2 separate regions of the Homo sapiens genome follow, and region 1 is linked to region 2. A link is a contact called in ENCODE Hi-C or POLR2A ChIA-PET data. All regions are on one chromosome and are shown on one strand. Each heading gives the region's core, a stretch centred on a gene start or an enhancer-like site at or near the end of the contact. The rest is flanking DNA. Distances are from core to core; before and after follow the strand shown. Region 1 has its middle 55 kb from the start of GATA6-AS1. Region 2 has its middle 63 kb from the start of LINC01900.

Region 1 (2,700 bases), core at 192-2,691, 69 kb before region 2:
TTTGAGAGGCTGAGGTGGGAGGATCGCTTGAGGGTTCGAGATCAGCCCAGGAAACATGGTGAGACTCCGTCCCTACAAAAAAAATAAAAAAATCAGCTGGGCGTGATGGTGTGTGCCTGTAGTCCCAGCTATTTGGGAGGCCAAGGTAGGTGGATTGCTTGAGCCCAGGAGTTCGAGGCTGCAGTGAGCCATGATTGTGCCACTGCACTCCAGCCTGGGTGACAAAGCAAGAACCTGTCTCAAAGAAAAAAAAAAGAGAGAGAGAGAAAGAAAAAGAAAGAAGGAAAGAAAGCAAGAAAGACAGAGAAAGAGGGAAGGAAGGAAAGAAGAAGGAAGGAGGGAGGGAAGGAAGGAAGGAAGGAAGGAAAGAAAGAAAAAAGAAAGGAGGGAAATACTGGCACCACAGGCCCTGCAGGAAGAATCCCCAGTGCTGCTCCTGGTTTGTCAGAATATCTTCCTGTCATTGGTGTATGTGTCACCAGGTATGCAGGATGCTGAGTTCTGTTTCCAAACACCTTCACCTTCCTTGCTGGGCAGCTTGCAGATAAGGGAGGTGGATAAGATGAGATATGTTTTTTATTTGGGTAAACTCCAATAAAATTAATGAAAGGAAAGAGAGGCCCTGGAGTTTGGCGTCAGAAAGAAATAGTCTGTCAGAATCATCTTTTTCTGTTTCCAGTTCATCAACGGAATGGTAAAATCCCTGAGATTTTGAGCTTTCCAGAGGGTTCTAACAGGCAGAGTTGAGAACCACTGATCTATACCTACCAAATAGGAATCATCCTATTAATAAGGCTTTTATAGATACTTGATGAAAGAGCACTAAAGCGGTCCATATGCCTTGATTTATTCAAATAGCTACTATCTGGAAACTCACTCCCAACCTTTGGGCCACTGTGGTGAAGAGGCAGCTGTCCCAGTGGGGTACTGAGCACCCACCTCCTCCCTTCCCTTGAATGTGTTGAAAGTGGACTCTGGCCAAACGAGGAAAGATGTCTCAGAAAAACACCACCACACCAGGGAGATTAGAAGAAGAGAAGGGCATTTGCCTCCCATCCCTGACCCCCTTGACTGGGGCTGATTATTATGGGATGACACCATGTGTACAGGTTGTAGGTCTTTCACAGAGAACCCATCATTTGGAGCTACAGACTTTTCCCTTTCTAGGTTACTTCCTGAGTGGGGTTTCAGATGACCCACCAGGCAAAGAAACCTCAGGATTTCATTCTCCTTTTTTGGTGTATTTTTTCCTCCTAAGCTTAATGACAAAAGTCCAGATAATTATTGTGATCTTCTGTAGACCCCAGGGAAACCAGGTACTACTTAACCCTGCAGAGAGAATGAGCCACCACGTCCCACAAAGCCACGTGCCCTCTCAGCGCTTCTCTGCTGGAAGCAGCTTCCCCAGCCTCAGGCTGCATGCCCAGAGCGCCCTGGACGGATGACCCAGGGGTGAGGCAGGTCACCCTGGCGCAGGGCCACCTCCAGGGTGTTCATGACAGGCAGGAAACACTGCAGGAATCCGGTCTCTTCACTACTGGGCTCAGCTCTTCACCCACTATCTTTTTATTGTTTAGCTATACTCATAGTTTGTTGTTGTTGTTGTTGTTGTTGTTGCTTGTTGTTTCATTCACTCACCTAAATCAAGGAGGCCCAAATGTTCCAGATAACTCTAGATAACATAAGTGTGGCAGCAGTTCATACACAGTAAGCCATAGCAGAGTGAAGAAAATGCCTCCAGCAGAACAGTCGTGGATCTCAGACAGATGGGGAAATTCCCAACTTATTTATAAAGCAGGTATACACACATACAATACTAAAGATCAGGTAAACACGAGCCTAGAAACCTTCTAATCCTTGGTGGAAATAGAAACTGCTGAAGATATACACCTGAAGAGAAGTTAGTTTGATGCATAATGTTAACCCCAGACATGTATTTAAAAGTATAACAGGCTGGGCGTGGTGGCTCACACCTGTAATCCCAACACTTTGTGTGGCCGAGGCAGGCAGATAATGAGTTCAGGAGTTTGAGACCAGCCTGGCCAACATAGTGAAACCCTGTCTCTACTGAATATACAAAAATCAGCCTGGCGTGGTGGCACCCGCCTGTAATCCCAGCTACGCAGGAGGCTGTGGCAGGAGAATCACTTGAACCTGGGATGCGGAGGTTGTGGTGAGCCGAGATCGCACCACTGCACTCCAGCCTGGGCAACAGAGCAAGACTCTGTATCCAAAAAAAAAAAAAAAAAAGTATAACAAAGGAGGCAGCCATATTTGTTTATAGAAAAATATGCCAAAGCTCTACTTATGTAAAAATGTGTTTTTAAAACAACCAAATATATGTTAAAACTGACAAGTACTTTTATGGCTAAGATCCACATGAATGGACAACATTTCATTATTTCCTTTCCCTGCCTCCTGGGCCTTGCCCATCTCACCTAACGCTGGTGATAGAGTTTTGGATATATACAATGTGATTCACTCAACATTTACTGAGGACCTACATAGGCAATAGTTTTATGCCTTGAAAACAATTTGAGACGTATTCAATTCAACCCCATCTGAGGACATTGAGGGTAGGAGAAATGCCTGTGTCCCCAGGTTCACCCCACAAAATGCTGACGCTTTTGTCAGCATTCTGCCTTGTCAGCAGGGTGATATGAAGGATCACAGACCTCAGAGCCGGGCAGGCCCGTATTC
Region 2 (2,700 bases), core at 6-2,505:
AAGATCTTAATGGCAGAGACTTCTTTCTCCACAGCCATGGTGAGACAGACAACCCTGGCCCACAGGGGGCCATTTTTTCATGGGATTTGTGGCAACTGTGCTGTTCATGCTGGCGTGGGGAACACTGGCTCAGTCTCTCATCAAAGGCTCCCACGTGGGACCTTCACTCATGGCTCCCCACCCAGGGGTCCCACTAGGGGTTAAACCTAGGGGTTCCTCCTCTAGAGCAAGGACACTGAGCCACTTTTCTCCTCCTTCCCGTTGTACTGTCTCTTATTGGTGATTTTTTTTTTTTAATTTATGATTTTCGGCCCAGCCGGTTGTTAGCCTGCTGTGTTTGGAAAAGGTAGATGATTAAACCTCCTGGCCAGGTGTAAATGCAACCTTTGTCATCTGGAGGCTGGGAGAATTACCTTGTTGAGCTGCAGCCTCTCTGTGGCTCCACATTTTCTGCTTGAAGCAGAACCTCTCCCAGGCTAAGGTCTACAAGTCTTAGGCCTACCATTGGATTGCCCTGCTCTGAGTGAGCCCAGCCCAGAAGCCAGAGATCACAGATGTCCCCACATGGCCACAAAAGCTCTGAATAGACCCTAAAATTTGGAGGTGGAGAATCAAGCACCTGTCTCTCTCTCTCTCTCTCTCTCTCTCTCTTTCTTTCTCTCCTCTTTCTCTCTCCCTCTCAAGGGAATTTTTACTAGGTAAATAATAAAAATATGTAATCATTGACTAGGCCTTTAAACCTGACCTGAAGGTACGTTTGCATTTCTGTTGCCAATAGAGATTCCCACTAGTCCCTTACTCTGCCTCAATAGCCACCTCTCAGAGTCTACTTGTCCACTTGGCTACTGGGATGTTCAGCCCCAGAGAGCTACAGCCATGCAGAGAGGAGAGAACCAGCCCGAAGGCTGCAGCTCAGGGAGGTCACTTAGAGAAATGGGTTTACAAACCCCTTCCCTTAAGGAAGCCCTACAGTTGGCCACAAACCCTGACCACAGGTCTGTGAGAGGGAGAGGCCAAGCCAGGACTGACTCCCTGTGCTGTGAAATTGTGAACCCAGAGGACAAGAAGTTCTGGATCTGCGTGGAAGGCATCAGCAGCCCAGTGTCCTGGAGCATCAGCCAGAAGCCTTGTGTTGACTTTGTAAGGCTGAGTTCTCACCAATAGACTCATGCTTCAGGAAGGCTATTTCTGAACAAACAGCATGCAGCAAGTGAGCTCTTTGTGCCTCTTCCCAACGCACTGAGCTTGGCCCCTGCTCAAGGTGAGCTGAAGGCAGCAAAACCTGTTCTCAAGTTGCTTTCATTGGTCAAAGTCCTTTCCTAGGTGTTGGGTGGCTCTTGTTGAATTTTGGTGCCATTTGGGAAGATAAGTAAAAATCGACTTGAGCCTTCTCTGTAGGCAGTAAATAAATGTTTGTCAAAGACCAAATGACTAACTCAATAAGTCAATTAGCGTGTGTGTAGTGAGCGTCTCCCCCCGCCCCTGAGCCCAGCCCTAAATAACACGCTGTGAGAGGCTCACAGACACCCCAGCAGCAGTAGCAAATTGGGAGGTGGGGGGACAAAACTAACATCCCTGGGATCATTCAAAAACAACCCTATGCTAAATGACTAAATTTGCTTTAACTTTGACCAGTTTTGCTCTTTGCAATGTATGTGACAGATGACATGGCTCTGTGAAGTTTTCAAAGGCTTTTGGCTGAAAGCAACACCATTTTAACCAGCAAGAGGATAGAGACATGCCCAGCAATGGCAGGCTCATTTAATATGCAAGCAAAGAAGGAGACTTCAGCCTGGGTTGGAGTCCTCTCATGGATGGCAGGATGCAGATTAAGTGGCAGATTAAGTGAGGAGGAGAAAGGTTTATCTCAGCCAGTGCAGGAATGCAGGGTCAGGAAGAGACTGGGGACTGGAGACAGCTCTAAAAACTGCATTGAGGGGTTTCCTTTCGGGTGCAGTGAGAAATAAGTATGCCGAGTCAGAAGGAAGAACCCCCTGCAGGGCCTCGAGGTCACTCACGTTTCTCTAACTGAGGATGGGCATCCCTGAAGAGGTGCATTTGGAAGACTGGGCCACACAGGACCATCTGCAGAACGTATCGCAGAGGAGCAGGATCAGCCCGGGAGATGGAACTTGATGGAGAGAGGAAAGGAAGAGTCAATCTTAGAGATATTTTGAAGAAGCAAAAGATAGAATGTGTGACAGGCAGGTTGTTGGAGCCAGTGGCAAGAGAACAGGGGAAGCTGCCCTGACTATCCTGAGAGATATGAGACAGGATAAACAGAACCAGGATAGATGGGAAGGGACAACCATAAGCAGAAGCGGCACTTCATCAGAGTCTACTGAACTCAGAGCTGGGTGTCCTCTGAGCAGCCACAATTCCCAGGCCCTTCTTTCTCTTTTATTTTTTAAATCTTTCTTTTTTATTTATTCGTTTTTATTTTTTTGGGGGGGGGCACTTTCCAGTAAAAAGCAGAAAGCATGCTAGACAAATTCAAAAAGAGCTGTAACACTCAAGACCTCCTTATCTGCGGCCTTAGCATCTTCTTTTCTCCTCGTTCTCAATTTGGCTTCATTTTGCCCCAGATTCTTCCCCAATCCAGTCTTTCCTCCTCTTCAAATGACGGCTGGCTCATCTTTGAGGAAGAGATGCTACTGCAGAATAAAAGATAGAACCAGTGAGACTTTTTCTTAATATGGA

The links. A loop is a pair of places that touch in the nucleus more often than their neighbours do. ChIA-PET counts read pairs that join two places held with the same protein, here RNA polymerase II (POLR2A). Pooled maps may share reads with other maps.
Region 1: a loop to region 2 is called in a pooled map, with 4 times the contacts of the local background. The contact joins two enhancer-like sites. A Hi-C loop is called at or near these places in 1 of 168 maps with a recorded cell type or tissue (endothelial cell of hepatic sinusoid) and 1 of 50 pooled maps. POLR2A ChIA-PET finds 5 or more read pairs at or near these places in 1 of 52 experiments (HCT116).

What each region holds. Positions count from the first base shown.
Region 1 is chr18:22,112,357-22,115,056 of GRCh38, reverse strand. No RefSeq gene overlaps it. Among named protein-coding and RNA genes, the nearest start is that of GATA6-AS1, 55 kb to the left of the region's middle. Within about 2 kb of position 1,441, at least 3 of the 41 ENCODE cell types and tissues checked have a DNase peak (open chromatin) inside an H3K27ac peak, as active enhancers do.
Region 2 is chr18:22,043,171-22,045,870 of GRCh38, reverse strand. It overlaps the pseudogene RNU7-17P. Among named protein-coding and RNA genes, the nearest start is that of LINC01900, 63 kb to the right of the region's middle. Within about 2 kb of position 1,255, at least 6 of the 41 ENCODE cell types and tissues checked have a DNase peak (open chromatin) inside an H3K27ac peak, as active enhancers do.